Regions from separate parts of the Homo sapiens genome. Here region 1 is linked to region 2. A link is a loop called in an ENCODE intact Hi-C map of the cell type or tissue named here. Cell type or tissue: gastrocnemius medialis. All regions are shown on one strand. Links, peaks and the distances in the headings refer to the core of each region. The heading gives the core; the rest is flanking DNA. Region 1 holds the start of LOC105374842 (a long non-coding RNA gene). Region 2 has its middle 10 kb from the start of ATOH8.

What was found. Hi-C counts contacts between places; a loop is a spot of excess contacts. Peaks named below come from ENCODE experiments on the same cell type or tissue, not always from the same donor. Only the 100,000 strongest peaks of a DNase experiment are listed, where the experiment ranks them.
Region 1: a loop joins it to region 2, with 6 times the contacts of the local background. A loop is called at or near these places in 3 of 110 quality-filtered maps.

Annotation. Positions count from the first base shown.
Region 1 is chr2:85,677,624-85,685,969 of GRCh38, forward strand. LOC105374842 (a long non-coding RNA gene) reads left to right here and starts at 3,725. Exons shown (of 3, transcript XR_940317.3): 1 at 3,725-3,885; 2 at 4,819-4,907; 3 at 5,437-5,664. In gastrocnemius medialis, for the core only: a CTCF peak has its summit at 1,743 (motif pointing right); DNase peaks (open chromatin) are centred at 1,708, 3,918, 4,368, 4,938 and 1 weaker place; H3K27ac peaks cover 7,611 bases.
Region 2 is chr2:85,739,147-85,747,883 of GRCh38, forward strand. No RefSeq gene overlaps it. Among named protein-coding and RNA genes, the nearest start is that of ATOH8, 10 kb to the right of the region's middle. In gastrocnemius medialis, for the core only: no CTCF peak of the experiment used is centred there; DNase peaks (open chromatin) are centred at 1,245, 2,285, 2,865, 3,515 and 3 weaker places; H3K4me3 peaks cover 683 bases; H3K27ac peaks cover 7,208 bases.

The sequences.
Region 1 (8,346 bases), core at 347-8,346, 61 kb before region 2:
ACGCCTGTAATCCCAGCACTTTGGGAGGCCGAGACGGGTGGATCACCTGAGGTCAGGAGTTCTAGACCAGCCTGGCCAACATGGTGAAACCCCGTCTCTACTAAAAATACCAAAATTAGCTGGGCATGCTAGCGGGTGCCTGTAATCCCAACTACTTGGGAGGCTGAGGCATGAGAATTGCTTGAACCTGGGAGGTGGAGGTTGTGGTGAGCCGAGATTGCGCCACTGCACTCCAGCCTGGCCGACAGACAGTGAAACTCCATCTAAAAAAAAAAAAAAAAAAAAAAATTTACATTCTAACCGTTTCCAAGTGTACATTCAGTGGCTTTATGTACATTCACATTGATGCGCAACCATCACCACCATCCATCTCCAGAATGCTTTTCACCTTCCCAAGCAGAAACTCTGTGCCCATGAAACACTAACTCTCCTTTCCTCCCATCCCCTGACAATCATTCTACTTCCCATCTCTAACTCTCTTTTCCCCCATCCCCTGACAATCATTCTACTTCTCCTCTCTAACTCTCCTTTCCCCCATCCCCTGATAATCATTCTACTTCCTGTCTCTATGATTTTCACTGTTCTGTGTCCCTCCTAGAAGTGGACTCATATAGTATTTGTCTTTGGTGACTGGTTTATTTCACTTAGCAGAGTGTCTTTTGGGTTCATCCATGTTATCATGCATCTCTTATAATTTCCTTCCTTTTAAAGGCTGTGTGCATACACCGCATTTTGTTTATGGAATTATGACCCTTTTAAATGTCCCTAAAATTGCACCTGTTGGCTGTAGCTGCGCCTATAGGTTGTAGCTGGAGGACATTCCTGCCCATTGTTGGTTTCTGTTCCTTTCTGCCTTTCTGACCCAGCCTCCAACTGCTCCGGTCTAAGGAGATAAGAAGCCACACAGGCCTCTGGCAGGGGCTGGGTCTCCTTTCTGCAGGAAGTGCTTCAGGCCCCTCTTCTTGGTCTCTCCCTGAAGTAAGAGGCCTCAAGTGGAGTCCTGAGGGGCATGATGAGGGCTGTGCCCTGAACAGGTGCAAAGTATGGAGGGAAAATGTGGAGCCTGAGGAAGGCATCTTGAGGCTGGAGCAGGGAAGGCCGAGTGGGCACCTCCTTAGTTGAGCTGCCTTAGGACAAGGGAGCAGTGATGGTGGCTTCAACAGGAAAAGAGAAGCTGATTCTGACTGGAAGGGCACCAGCTGCCATTCCTGCAGGAACGAACAAGTGTTTTCCCAGGAAGATGGGGTCAGGTCGCTGAATCTGATGGGTCCTGGCTCTGTGCCCAAGTGCTGTTCCAGGCACAGGGTGGGGGTGACAGAAGGGGCAGCGCAGCCCTGCTCTCACCAAGCCACCTGTATGAGAAAACACAACAAAGACATTCCTTCAGCCACTAGGAGCCTCTGTCTCCAGGAAATTACCATGAAACCCCTAAGTGTAGTGGCTCAGGGCCACAAAGCTACGTCCCATGCCCAGGCTCAGGCCCATTATGTGTGGCCAGGGACTCTGCTCATCACAGTCACCCCGGGGCACAGGCTGACTTGCAGTGGTCGTCTTGAACACTGCCCATCATCATGCCAGGAGAAAAGAGAATTCTGGGGTCTCTCCCTGGCTGTTAAATGTTCCAGTTGGGAAGGAACAGGCTTAACTTCTGCTCAGGAAGCAACCTGGCAGGACGCCACCCAGCCTTCCCAACCCTCACTCGCAAACACAGGGCGGCCAGGGAGTGCAATTCCAAAGCAGGACCGGAAGGTGGCGCCCGGGAGCCAGGTGGAGATGCACCGCCCTGGGCAGCGCGATCCCCACACCTTGCCCTTCGCGGACTTCGCTGCAGCCCAACTTTCTTGGGGCAGCTGTTTCTGCTGAACTAAAGGAACACCAGGGGGTCCAGTCTCTCGACACCCCAGGGCCCACGCACCTGCTGAGGAAGGCGCTCCTTCATTACAGGCGGCAGCACCGAGTACCTGGGCTTTACAACATTTTAACCTCCCCTCCCCTCCCCTTCCCTCATTTTTCTTTTCTTTTCTTTTTTTTTTTTTTGACGGAATCTCGCTCTATAGGCCAGGCTGGAGTGCAATGGCACGATCTCGGCTCACTGCAACCTCTGCCTCCTGGGTTCAAGCGATTCTCCTGCCTCAGCCTCCCGAGTAGCTGGGATTACAGGCATGTGCCACCACACCCGGCTAAGTTTTGTATTTTTAGTAGAGACAGGGTTTCACCATGTTGGCCAGGCTGGTCTCGAACTCCTGACCTCAGGTGATCCGCCTGCCTCGGCCTCCCAAAGTGCTAGGATTACAGGCGTGAGCCACCATGCACGGACAAGCTGTTCTTTCTTACTGTTTACACTTATTTGTGTATATATATATATTTTTGAGATGGAGTCTCGCTTTGTCACCCAGGCTGGAGTACAGTAGCACAATCTCAGCTCACTGCAACCTCTGCCTCCCAAGTTCAAGCGATTCTCCTGCCTCAGCCTCCCAGGTAGCTGGGATTATAGGTGCCCACCACCACACCTGACTAATTTTTGCATTTTTAGTAGAAGTGGGGTTTCACCATGTTGGCCAGGCTGGTCTCGAACTCTTGACCTCAAGTGATCATCTGGCCTCGGCTTCCCAAAGTGCTGGGATTACAGGTGTAACTCACCACGCTGGGTCCACTTATTTGTAATTTGATCATTGTCTTCTCTCCCACTAGAAAGTAAGTTCCATGAGGGCAGGCCCCATGTTCATGTTTACTCATCTTCCTGTTCTCAGTGCCTGGCGGAGTACCTGGCACAGAGTAGCATTCACTTGGTGTTTGCTGAATCAATGAACATGACCGAGGGCTGCAGTCTGAGGTCTGGAGGCTTTGCAGACTGGTTGGGGGCACCATCCTAAAGGCTATCAGAGCAACTGCTGAGAGAGACTCCAACCAGGCTGGAGCTCCACTTGTAGCAGAGTCCCAGTGTTCTGGCTGGGCAGGGAGTAGGGCAGTTCTGAAAATTGACAGGGAGGTCTGCCCCAGCCCAGCCCCCAGGGGCTCTTGTCCAAGTCCCAGTGACAGGATGTCTGCAAGTAAATGCTGAAGGAGATGCTTCAGCTAAAAGCTCCAGGACATGTAGGTTCAAATGGCCTAACAAACTGGGAAACCAGAGTGGAGGGGAGACATTCTCATTTCAGGATAGACCCTGGCTGCCTTGGGGCCTCCAGGGTGCTAGGGGACACAGCCCAGCTCTGCATCCCTGGCAGAGATGGCCACATCCAGCAGGCCCTGGTGGCACTGCAGAGAGAACAGCACCCTGGGGACCAATTATCCTGGGAAACAGGCTGGTGCCTATCCAGATGGTGGTGCCAGGCACTGCCACTGTACAACTGGCTGATTTGGTGAATAAGTTGCAGACATAATTGAAGGGCAATTTGTTGGGGATGTAAAGTACTGCAATGGCCCACAGGGTAAGAGACAGTAAAATAAGGGTAAATGTCACCACTCAGAATTTACACACAGGTTGGTATGCCTCAGGAAACTTAGGTTAATAATGAAAAAGAAAAAAACACAACAATACGAAACACTGGAGAAATACTGGCAGGATGTGTATCACCTTGTTGATAATGGTATTTCTTGGTATAATTACATGTGGTCATTACTCATTGTCTTTGTACTTTGAAAAAAAAATTAAGCCAAAGGAAAAAAAAAAACCTTCCTTTCCCAGTCAAATATACTAGCAAACAAGAAGCTGTTAGAAAACAATTCTCGCTGGTGTAGATTTTGTCCTGTTTTGGTTGTGAGGATGAGGGGCTGGTGTGGATCAACAGTCCTGAGGGGGAAGCAGGAATCCCAGAAGACGGAGGGTCAGGCTGGGGAATGCAGTTCTGGAAGCTGAGAGCAGAGTGCCCAGTCCTTTCACATCAGGTATGAGTCAAACGCCAGGACAGGGGTGTGGTAAAGGTCAGGCACCAGGACATCCAGGGACAGAAGCCAGCAGACAAGTGAGGCTGCAGGGGAGGCCAGGGTCATGTGGGTCATTCTGGGATGGAAGCTGATAGGTGGGAGAGTGGAGAAAGCAGGCAGGTAGGGCTCGCAGCCAGGTGAGGGTTCAGAGTGGGCGTATATGAGCCTCAGTTCTAAGACCTCTGGATCCAAGCTGTCATCAACCGTGAAAGTCAGACATAGAAGTTGCCAGTGACTTTGGAGCCTCCCAAAGGAAGGGACCCAAGTAGGGGAGGTCCTGGGGTGGCAGAGTTTTGAGAAGTTATGTGGCAGAGAGCCTGTGCATGAGGGAGAAAGGGTGATGTAAAGGGTTAACCTCTGAAACCAGAGGCATGGATGAAGGCTGAGCCTCTCTTGCAGCCTAGGAACTTGAGAAATGAGTTATGGACAGTTCAGGTGAGGTCTGCTGACTCCCTGGGAAACTACTGACATTTCCTTTGTGTCATACTCCAAAGCCTGATACAAATGGTGGTGGCCATGTGGTCAGGAGTGTTTTTTTTTTTTTTGGTAGAGATGGGGGTCTCGCTATATTGCCCAGGCTGGCCTTGAACTCCTGGCCTCAAGTGATCCTCCTGCCTTGGCCTCCCAAAGTGCTGGGAATACAGATGTAAACTGTCGTGCCCAGCCTCATTTCTTTTGGGTGCATACTCAGAAGAGGGATTGCTAAATCATATGGTAATTCTATTTTTAAATTTTCAAGGAACCTTTATACTGTTGTCCATAATGGCTATACTAATTTACATTTCCACTAATACTTCACTATGTATATGTTTGCCAAAATATCACGTTGTATGCCTTAAATATATGCAATTTTTACTTTAACAAGTCAGCCCTCAGACTTTTATCTATTTTTAGTTTGCCATAGTGCTGCATTCAGGAGCTTCTGTCCAAGACACAAAGCCTGGCTGGCCTGTCATTTCTTAATAATCCAGCAAGCTTCCAGGGTGAGTAGGCTGCCTGGGCCCAGAATGGGTCCTTAGAGTCAGCTGATGCATAACTGTCTCTGTAACATCTATTTTAAGGGGCATCCAGGCAGGGCGCGGTGGCTCACGCCTGTTATCCCAGCACCCTGGGAGGCGGAGGCGGGTGGTCAGGAGTTTGAGACCAGCCTGGCCAATATGGTGAAACCCTGTCTGTACTAAAAATACAAAAATTAGCTGGGAGTGCTGGCACATGCCTGTAATCCCAGTTCCTCAGGAGGCTGAGGCAGGAGAATCGCTTGAACTTGGGAGGCGGAGGTTGCAGTGAGCTGAAATCATGCCACTGCCCTGCAGCCTGGGCGACAGAGCGAGAATCAGTCTCAATAATTAATTAATTAATTAATTAATTAAATAAAAAAATAAAATAAAATAAAGGGCATCTGGGGGGGTGTATCCAAAATGATGAGCAAAAACTATGGCATGTGGGGGCTGTTTCCAATCATCCATCCATTCACCCATGATCTAGATTTTCTTTCTTGTTTCTTCCTTGCAGACTGACTTCATCCTTCTGTCCATTCAATCATCCATCCATCCACTTACCCATCCATCTATCCAAAGGGGCACAAGGACACTTTTAGGGCTGATGGATGTGTTCACTGTCTTGACTGCTATGATGGTTTTATGGGTGTGTACATGTGTTAGAACTGGTAAAGTGGTATACTTTAAATGTGTGCATGTGAGTGTACCTTAATTATATTTCAATAAAGTTGGAAAAAAGGAAGGTAAATAACAGTAGGTCAAAACTGATAACACCCCACATTATCCATGGACAAGACAATGGATAAGCTGTGGAATATCCATACAATGGAATACTGCTCAGCAGTAGAAAGGAACAAATTGCTCAAATATACGACAACATGGACCATCTCACACATGAATGCTGATCAAAAGACGTCAGATGCGACAATCATTCTGTACAGTTCCATTTATATACACTTCAAAAACAGAGAAAACAGGCCTGGCATGGTGGCTTATGCCTATAATTCTAGCACTTTGGGAGGCCAAGGCAGGTGGATCACCCGAGGTCAGGAGTTCAAGGCCAGCCTGACCAACATGGTGAAACTCTGTCTCTACTAAAAATACAAAAATTAGCTGGGTGTGGTGGCGCACGCCTGTAATCCCAGCTACTCAGGAGGCTGAGGCAAGAGAATTGCTTGAACCTGGGAGGCAGAGGTTGCAGTGAGCCGAGATCACGCCATTGCACTCCAGTCTGGGCAACAAGAGCAAAACTCCAGCTCAAAACAAACAAACAAACCAGAGAAAACAGAGCTATGGTGTTTATGAGTATGTGCTCAGGTGGTAAAACTATAAAGAAAAACAAGAACACAATGATCATTAAGTCCTCCCTAGGGAAGGAGGAAGGGGTGGTCTCTGGGAGGGAAGATGATGGGGCTTCTGGGGAGCTGGCAGATTTCTTGACCTGGGTGGTTACGTGGATGTGTGCTTGATAATAAACCATTGAGCTGTACGTTTTGTTTTGTGTGCATTTCTGAATATATTTTACATTGTGTAATTTAAAATGGAGCAACATATATATACATGCTTGTATGGAAAGGTACAAAAAAGGAAAATTTTAACAGTTTTTCTTTCCTCTGAGGAGAGAGGCTATGAACTAGTGGGGGCTTATATTCTTTTTCCTTATGCTTTTCGTAAGTACATTAAAATGTCAAAAATACATAAAATATTTCCTCGCACTGTTCGTAAGGAAAATCCACAAATTTTCATCATAAATGCATGGATGAGAAAGCAAAGAAGGGGTTCTCCAGCTGCAGGTACTGAAGCAAGGACTAGGGATCTAAGCAGAAGACAGAAGAGGCAATGGCTTGTGTGTCTACGTGAGAGAGAGAGTGTGTGTGTGTCTGTGTGAGAGTGTGTATGTATGTCTATGTGAGTGTATGTGTCTGTGAGAGTGTGTCTCTATGTGAGTGAGAGTGTGTCTATGCGAGAGTGTGTGTGTCTATGTGTGTGTTTATGCGAGTGTATCTATATGAGTGTATGTGTCTATGCGAGAGTGTATGTGAGAGTGTCTATGTGAGTGTGTGTATGTGAGAGTGTGTTTGAGTGCATGCATATGTGTGTGTGCCTATGTGTGTCTATATGAGTGTGTCTATGTGAGTGTGTGTGTTTGAACTCTGTGTGTATGTATAAGAGTTTGTGTGAGTGGGTGTGTGTGTGTGTGTAGTGGAATGGGGGACAGGAAGATGAGGCAGAGAGGGCTTCAGAGAGGCTGGAAGCCTGAGAAAGATTTACCCCACCATCGCTGGCTTTGAAGGGATGGACAGGGCCATGAGCCTGGAGATACCAGCAGCCTTTAGAGCTGAGAATGACCCTCTGATAACAGCCAGCACGGAAAGGGGGATCTCAGTCCTGCAACCACACGGCACTGAGCTCTGCCAACAATGTGGCATGAACCTAGAAACAGATTATTCTCAGATCCTCCAGGTTAGAGCCCTGCCAGCCCACATCCTGACTTTGGCCTTGTGAGAACCAGTTGAGCACACCCAGTCTTCTGACCGCCAGAACTGTCAGATAATACACAGGTGTTATTTTAGCCCATTAAGTTTGTGGTAATTGCTGTGACAATAATAGAAAATTAATACAGTCAAGGGCAGTGGAAGTGATTTCTCAGCCTAAGGGAGTCCAGCTGGAAGGAAGGTAAAATGGAGGGTGAGAGAGTTGCCCGAGGCCTTTTTCTTTGTGTTGCTTTTCTCACTGATGTTTATATTTTGGGTGGCAAGCTGCTTCCGAGGAGTTGTTTTTGTTTTTCAATTTGATTAAAATGTTCATTTGTTTATATCATAAAGTTGGTAGTAAATTTTATATTTACATAGCAAATTAATATTTATAATATACAATGTCCCTGAACAGGCATAACAAATGTTCTTGGAGTTGTTTTTTAAATTTAAAAACTTTTTTTGAGATGGGGTCTCACTATGTTGTTCAGGCTGATCTCAAACTCCAGGGTTTGAGTGATCGTCCCACTTCAGCCTCCCAAAGTGCTGGGATTACAGGCATGAGTTACCATGACTGGCTGGAATTATTTTGTTTTTAAAATAAGATACATTTAATAAATAATCCATATCCCCAAAAGATACATTCTGAAGAGGTGTGAAAGTTAGAGGGGAAAGGCTTTCATCCTTTTTTTTTTTTTTTTTTTGAGACTGGGTCTCCGTATGTTGCCCAGGCTGCTCTTAAACTCCGGGGCTTCCTGAGAAGCTGGGACTACAGGTGCGGGCCACTGCCTCAGGCTTCAGCTTGTTTTTTATATATCCCGACTCATCATTCTTTTCCAATCATAAAATTATGATTCTTATTGTAGTTGTAAATTTTAATTCACTTTTAATGGCAACATATTAACAGATTCCTATTGAGCAAATTTTCAAGATTATAAATTGTATGTGGA
Region 2 (8,737 bases), core at 307-8,306:
CCACAGAGTAGGGAGCTGGTCCCTAGAGCTGCCTCAGATCCCACAGGCTAAAATTTCATGTGGCCCTGCCATCCTGTGATCCTGGTTTATACTTACACAATGTTCCTCTTACCCCACACATGCTTCACAGTGCCCACCATCCTCCACGTACATTTGTGTATTTCTTGCAGCTTAAGACATCCCTCCCTAGACTTCTTCCTTCTTTTGAATGCTCCTTTCCCAACTGGGGGCTCCCTCCTTCAAACGGTCTAATGCGGCACAAATTCCTTTGTGTCTTTGTTTTGCAGCAAGGTGGGAGGATCTACAAACCCTTTTACTGGGGAATATCAGAGAAGACTGCCAGAAATTCTACTTGTACACATAAAGACCTTGTAGGTTCCCCTGGCAGACACTGTTAATAATACAAATCTATATGGTATTCTAGTGCTCACTATTTGCTAAGCACTGTGCTAAGAACTTTGAATTATCTCATTTAAAATACTTTTGGCTGGGTGCAGTGGCTCATGCTTGTAATCCCAGCACTTTGGAATGCAGAGGTAGGAGGATCGCTTGAGACCAGGAGTTTGAGACCAGCCTGGGCAATATAGCAAGACCCCCATCTCTAAAAAAAATTAAAATATTAGCCAGGCGTGGTGGTGTGCACCTGTAGTCCCAGCTACTTGGGAGGCTGCAGTGGGAGGACCACTTGAGCTCACTAGTTGGAGGTTGCAGTGAGCTGTGATTGTGGCACTGTACTAGAGCCTGGGTGACAGAATGATACCCTAACTCTAAAAGAAGAAAAATAAAATAAAATCCTTAAAACCTCACTTTGCAGATGAAGAAGCTACGGCATAGAGAGGTAAGCAACTCTCTCGGTGCACCTCATATTCCAGTACACACCCAAGAGAGATGGTGGGCTTTTGGGGCTGATGGACCAGCCCTGGAGACTGAGGTTAATCTCTGGGGAGGGAAGTAAAAGGAAGGAGGCCGCTTCAGGTGGGCAGAGCTTACCTCCAAGGAAGAGACAACCTGGGATCCAGGAGAAACACACTTAATGGGGCAGAGTGTGGTGTCCTTCAGATGCACTTGGCCCAGACTCAAGTTATTCGAGAAGATTGAGAAACAAAAAGAAAAGAAGCTGTCTCTGGTTGAGCACGTATAGTGCCCAAACTGTGGTCTCTAAGTATCTTTTCTCACTGAAGGGAACCAAGGCTTCTTGGAGAATTGCCTGTTTCCAGGTCTGGGGCAACAAATACACAAGATGAGCCCAGAACATCCTGAACCAGAAAGCGAGAAAGTGACCAAACACCACGAGGGGCATGTCAAAAGGACTCAGGTGCCAACTTGAAGGAGCTCCCACTGGATAAAATGGGATTATTTGTGCATCCCAAAACAAACCAAAACAAACATACAAAAATCCTGCAATGAGCTGAAACACATCAAATATTGTAAAATCCAAGAATTCAAAATGACAACAAAAAAGAACCAAGTCACTATTCTGAGAACTGATCAATTAAGGAAACACGTTTTTTTAAAAACTGTCTTTGGGGCCTCCCAGATACACAGCGAATTTGAGGGTTAGTTGGAAGGCACCCCATGTTCTCTCCAAGATTCTTTTACTGGCTTTCTCCAGGCCTGAATTTCCACCATTAGAGACTCATTTCTTTGGGTTTACAAAGTTTCGGAATCAAAGTCAAAATACCCTTGGGAAAGGTTTGTTGACTACTGTCCTTGAAGATCGTGGTAAAGGGAAAGTGGAAAGTCCTGTGGTTCCTAGGGTCTGGATAGATAGTGCTACAGCCAGAGAAGAGGAGCCAGGAAGGTCAAAGGATTTGGCAACATCAGCTCGGGCAGGGATTCTTCAACCTGAATGTGCAGGAGAATCCCATGGCTGGCCATCTAAAGTTCAGCTCCTCAGTGGCCCAATCACATGGGTTCTGATCCAGCAGGTAGAAAGAATGGAAGAAAGGTACATTTTATTACATACTCCAGGTGATTAGGACACAGGCGGTCCTGCCATCGCCCTCTGGGGGACACTGGATCTTCCTTCTTGGACTGTGTACCTTCCTGCTCCAGAGCCCCTGACCATCAAGCTGAGCACCGACAGCCACTGCAGACTCCATCAGGCCCTCTCTCTGGGATCTCTTCGGTACTGCCAGCTCCCTTAAAGGTGCCAGGCTCTTCCCTGTATGGAGAAGCTGGCACCATAGAGAAGCGACCCAGCCACACAGGTCCTGGTGCCAGCTCTGAGCTGCCTGCTCTCGTCCTGTCTCACGGCTTCCCAAGCTGACGGACCTGCCTGGCTTCTCATGTGACTGCCCACTCACTCCTGGCCTGATGCTTGACAACACGTCTGGGACTCTCCTGGGCCAAGGACCCTACATCTCAGCCCAGGTCCCGCATGCTCTCTCAGTCCTGGGATCCCTGTCTCCTTTCCCATGCCACCTCCCAGCATCCTTGTTCCTGGGCAGGAGGTGCTTTGCAGCCCTGCTCCTCAGCTCTGTGACCCAGCCAGATTGGTGGCCAACTGCCCTCACTCTGGGGTCAGCTAACCACCTCTCTGTCCTCCTCCTCACCCTGCCACCTCACCTAGTCCCTTCCACCTCCATGGACTTCCCCTGGGGCCTCCCTCCCCACATCACAACCCTCCTTTGCTGAGATGAGCCCCACATCCCATGAGCTCATCCTTTCTTAGCAATGCTCCTCGGACCACCTCTTCCCCATGGACTGAGCCCCAGCTGGGGGCTGACCTTCGGCATCAAACGCCTGGCCCTTGACTCACAGCTCCCCTGTTCTGACACCCGGCCTTTGCCTGACCCCATGGGCAGGCCTGGGCGCCAGCCTTGCCCCCCCTGGCTGGCCCGTCCCCCTGCCGCCTGAGCCTGGGTTATGACATCTTTCCACTGAGCAGCTCTTATTTTGAGAAGGCAAACACGGCGGCGCCCACAGGCATGTGCACACGCCAGCACACGCACACACATACCCTGTCCATCCCCGGACTCCTCGCGCACTGGGGTTAAAATGTGGCTGGCCATGTTTATTTTTCTTCCTCTAATTTCCCCTTTGGAACAAACAACAGTCCTGTAACCCCGATCACCCTCCCCTTTCAGATCTGTGGTCTCCCACCACCCTTCTCCCGGGTCCTCCCCTCGCAGCTGTGAATGAGAACAGAGTAAGTCTTTTAGCGGGAGGCAGCAGCCTGAATGAATTGATCACAGCCTCAAAGCCAGCAGGATGGGGGGATGGTGAGCATGTGTGTTTGCTTCTTAAACGCTATTTGTACACCCTGAAGCTTCTATTTTTCCATGTGACTTGGAGCAAATGCCTTCCCCCAGCCCTCCATCCTTTTAAAATTTATTTCATTTCATTTTTGGTCCAATGCATTTTGTTTTCTGTTTTCTACAAGGGAGCCCGAATCAGGGCCTCAGAAAAACAAGGCCGAGCTGCCAACTGGAAATGTTTGCTCTGGGGGCGAGTTCGGAGGCTGGCGTCAGGCGGGGCAAGATCCGTGCCAGTGGAATGTGATTTGGGGAGGAAGCTGCAGGTCACTCAATCGCTGGCAGCCAGCCCGGGAGCAACTGGATGCTTTCTGGGCTGTGTGTGTGTGTGTGTGTGTGTGTGTGTGTGTGTGTGTGTGTGTATGTAGAGTTTTTTCCCTCATGCAAACAGAGCTCTGGAGACATGGAGACAGAAGCATTAGGAACAAATGAGACAGGGGGTTGGAAAATCAGGGGATCTGGGGGAATAAGGTGGGCTGGGGCGGGGAGAGGGTGCCAGGAGCTTGAGCAGCCATGTTATTCAGCATGTGCTGTGTGTTCAGCTCTGAGCTGGGAGCCTGCAGGAGCAAGGAGGGCTGCAAACCACATCAGCCCCCAGTGATCTGTGGGTTCTTTGGAGAAACAAGGCTTTCAGTATAGAACACTGGCAGGTGAGCCTGGAAGTTCCCAAGAGCGGAGTGTGTTCCTCTGGGCTGAGTGTGTCCAGGGAAGGCTTCCTGAAGGAGGTGTGGTAGGATCAGAGCCCTGAAGCATGTATGGTACTGCACTGAGAGGAGAGGAGAGACGTTCAAGGTGCAGTTATTAGCTGCCATCTGCCAAGCCCTGTGCTCAGCCCTTTACATTGATAATCTCCCTTTAATCCTCACAACAACCCTATGAGGGCCAGTAATCTTTCTATCCTAGCTTTGCAAACAAGGAAACTGAGGCCCGGTGAGATCAAGGAACTCAGCCAAACTCCCAGCTTGTAGGTGGTGAGCCAAGGGTCAATTCGGGACCATCCTTGTCCAAAGCCTGGGCTCTGTCCACCACCGCTGAGGGCCACTTTTCACTTAGCCGAGTTCCTTGTGGAAGGGCTTGTTTTCCCTGCCCCACTCAAAAGAGGATTGTTGAATTCAAGATGGGGAATGTTGGGGACCTAAGATGCCAGGGTAGACTTCCAGGGGGCAGTGTGACAAACGCTCCGAAGCCAGAGAGATAAACTACCTTGTTTCCTTGTTCCCAGGAGGTAGTGGCTGGGCCCCTTGGCAGTCCCCCCAGGGTTCATATCAGGTCAGCCCTCTCCTGCAGCCTACCCCCCTTACCAATGACCCACGCCACCCTCACACTCCCCCACACACCCCCATCACATGTCAAGTTCTTTGCCACCCCAAAGTGAAGGTCCGCCCACTTCCAGGAGTCCTCAGAAGTTATCTGTGTTGTTCTGAGTCACGCACGAAACTCAGTGAACCAGACAGAATGGATTTTCCCCAGGCAGCCACCACAACCCTGGAGTTGGAATCAGGAGACCTGAGCCAACTGAGTGGGGGGCAATTGGTTAAAGTCAACAGTCTACCTCCTGTGTGATATCAAGTGAGCCATGTCCATTCTTGAGCCTCAGTTTCCTCAGTTTTAAAATGAGGAGTGGCCTGAATGGTTTTTGAGCTGTCACAGATGGAAGGAGAGGCTCTAAGGCAGTGGAACTATCTGCAGGTGTTGGAAGGGTCAGTCAGGAAGACTTTCTCGAGGTGTTCAGCCCACTGCAGAAGGATTCTCTGGCAGAGGAAGCAGGATCTGTCACGGGCTCAAAAGGGGAAAGGAAAGAAGCCAGGCTGGAAGGGCAGGAGGAGATGATGGTGAGGGAGGTAGAGTCCTGGCCAGGGTGGCTAGAACACCTTGACTCAAGCTTGTCTGGTAGTAATCAGACGGCCAGTGATCCATCTGATTAGAACAACTTTGTTGACCACTTGGGAGTTCTATTGTCTTGAGCTCAGATAGTTGGTTAGCCTCCCCCATGAACTCTTTTTGGCCAAACTGAGCACTAACGTTAGGTAGACACTGGCTTGGGGCTTACCTGGGCCTGATACATCACCTACATTGGTTGAACTGACCAGTCGATTCCACGAGACAACTAATTTTACCGATTATTTCCAGGAAACAGGCAGTTTATAGCATTAACTAAAATCAGCAGTTGTTCTGGCTTTTTGGAGACAGTCTTTGGATCTGACATCTTCAGTCCTCAGAGACATTCAGGCTACCTGCCACTGACCAACAGTAGTCAGATTCCTGAGAAGGCTGGGAAAAACCCTACCAACAACGGGCGTCAGGACTCAGTCTCTCTCATCAAAAAAAAAAAAAAAAAAAAAAAAAGGCAGGATCGAACTAGACCAGGAGTGGCAAACACATGGTGTGAATCCTGCCACTCCTTTTCTTTCATCCATGGCAGACATTGCTAATCAATTATAGCACTCATTCCCAAAGGGACCCAGATGCAGCCTCAGGATCCTTTTCAACACAGAGCTTCAGGCAGCCTCTACCAATCAATTAGATTTGGCATGCGTGATAAAAAGCATTTGTCCTCTGGACTAGATGATCTCCAAGCCTCCCTCCAGCTGTGCTGATCTAGAATTGCAACTGATTAGGCATCTTGAGGACTCAGCCTGGGGACCACCAGGTCTACAGCTGTCCCTGGGGCATCCAGGTCTGTGGGGCTGCCCTCGAGCTGGTGCCTTATTAATTTTCCTCACTGCTAATAAATGTGCATTGCGTCAGCTCTGTTCTGCCCCCTCATGTTCTCTGGCTGCTGCCATCAGTGGGGACTTTTTCAGAGAGCTGCAAAAATAGTTTTTTGTTGTTGTTGTTTGAGGAGCCTACACAGAAGCAGCAGCCAAGGCTTTTTTGCTTCCTTTCTTTTCTGAGGGAATGGGGAAATGCGGAGGGAAGACCTCACAATGAAGGAATGTGCTCCTTGGGGAACTGAAAGTTGTTTTCCTTAAAGAAGAAGAAGATGAAGAAGAAGTCAGCACACTCTAACTTCACATCTAGCCGCAAAGCACATCTGCAGGGATTGCTAACAGCTCCCAGGAGATCGCTGGCTCAAGCCAAGCCTGGTTAGGCTGTTGACAACTAGGTCCTGATGAGCAGAGCCCTAATGAGCAGCTTGCTCACTGTCTGCCCTCCCGGCTCATCCCTCGTTGATGTTCATTGGGCTCATCGAGGCCCTGGGAGACAGTTTTTCTTGCCTGCGATGGATGTTAGGCATGCAGGGGAGCTCACTTTCTCACGGGTGAATGTTTCACTTTTCCCCACTGCTGTGCTCTGGGGTTTTTAAGAGGCTTAAGACAAATCCTAAGACACTAGGGATGGGAAGAGCTTGAGATCTGTGGGTTCCAGCTCCCCCTCTCTTTTCTCCGTTTACAGATGAAGAGGCTGAGGCTTGCGGTGGGGCGGGAGGGGGAAGATAGAGGACAGGGGAGGCAGATGCCGAAGGGTACCGAGCTGGTCCTGGGAAGAGAATGCATCTCTCAACTTCCAGACCACTAAGTCAGAGGTGCAGAAAACTCAGAGAGTGTCCAGCCCAGAGCTTCTTGAACTTGAGTAACATATGCCCTCGTCCCAAAAGGAAACACATTGTCCCAGAACCCTAAGATCAGAATTATGCTCTTGTACTTTATGTTTTTAATTCTTATATAACTATAAGCCCAAAACAAATTAATAAATGAATACAAGCAAAACTACAAAGGTGATCAAAATTCACTTTAACAAACAGGTTAATATGATGAATAATATTGTTTTGCAGAAACAGAATCTCACAGGGCACAGGAGAGGAGCAGAGCACCAGCAGGGGACCCTAACCTTCTTCCTGCATCCATCAGAGCCTTCAGAATGAAGAATCTGGGGGACAGGAGGATGTCAGGGGGAGGGAAGAGGAGCAAGAGAAGGCAGGGACAAGTCAGATGCCAGGCAGAGGAAGCCGAGAGCCTGGAGACTTGGCTGCTCCAAGGCAGCGCACTTATCCTCTTGGGGCCGACCATGTTTCTTCCTTAGGCAGGGCTCCTTGAGGCTGAAATCATCCCTAACAGACCCTCAACGGTCAGGACAGTGTCATGTCACCTGCCAGTGGGAACCTCACTGGGCTCTGCCCACACCCAAGCACTGCTCCTACCTGCCACTTCCTGTCTCCTTCAAGTGGGGACACAGAACAAGCACACTGCACAAGTAAAGCATAGAGCATGTCATAAGGTGAAATGGCTGGTGGCTCCAGCTGGAAACGGGTGGTAAGGGGAGGCCTCAGTGACCAAGTGACATAATGGCAAAGGTTTGGAGGAGGAGAGGAAGCAAGCCATAGGCATTTCTCAGGGAGGTGGTCTGCCCGGCCAAATCCCACCATCTTTCCAGCCTGGTTTAAATGCCTCTTCTTCCAGGAAGTCCCCCAGAGCTGTTTGGCTACACTCTGAATTCCTACAGCTTTTTCCTTAGTGTCTATCACTTCGTACTGGTTCAGACTTGCATTATCTTTCCTACTGGACTCGGAGTTCCTTGAGGTGGGCACTGTGTCTCCTCTTACTAGAATGTCAGCTCCACAGGGTAGAGGTTTTGCTCTATTCACTGCTGCATAACCCCAGGCTTAGCAGGTGCTCTACAGAGGGTAGCGAAGGCTTATGGTGGATAAAGGAAGGGATGAGGATGGTCTCTTTGCAGGACGTGAGCTCTTGATGGCAGAAACCTCACCAAACTTATCTTTCTTCTTTTTTTTTTTTTTTTTTTTGAGATGGAGTCTCGCTCTGTCACCCAGGCTGGAGGACAATGACGTGATCTTGGCTCACTGCAACCTCCGCCTCCCAGGTTCAAGCGATTCTCCTGCCTCAGACTTCCAAGTAGCTGGGATTATAAGTGTGTGCCACCACAACTGGCTAACTTTTTGTATTTTTGGTAGAGACAGGGTTTCGCCATGTTGGCCAGGCTGGTCTCAGACTCCTGGCCTCAAGGGATCTACCTGCCTCAGCCTCTCAAAGTGCTGTGATTACAGGAGTGCGCCACCGTGCCCAGTCACCAAACTTATCTTTCTAACCAGCCCCATTACAGTGCCCGGCTCAGCTCGAGTTCTGTCCAGTGTAAGAATGACTGTTGACTTGAATCCATTGCTCCCAACTCAATTGATCAGGTTGGGGAACCCAATGCCAGAGAAAAGATTGTGGATTCAAGACAACCACAAGTTCTTGGCAGTCAGGGCAGCTGTGCCTTTGACATGACCAACTCTGTCTCTGGATCCACTGTTTTTTTCTGGTCAAAGCAGCTGACTAAATAGCTGAGCAGGTCTTGGTCCAAACAGAGGAGTGGACCTTCATTCACTCAGTAAGTACTTATTGAGTGTCTACTGTGTACTAGGGATTGTTCTAGCGGCTGGGATATAGCAGTAAACAAGGCAGGCAAAAATCCCTGACCTCATGGAACTGACCTTCTAGTGTATGGGAGACAGAAACCAAGCAACCAGTGATATCTAT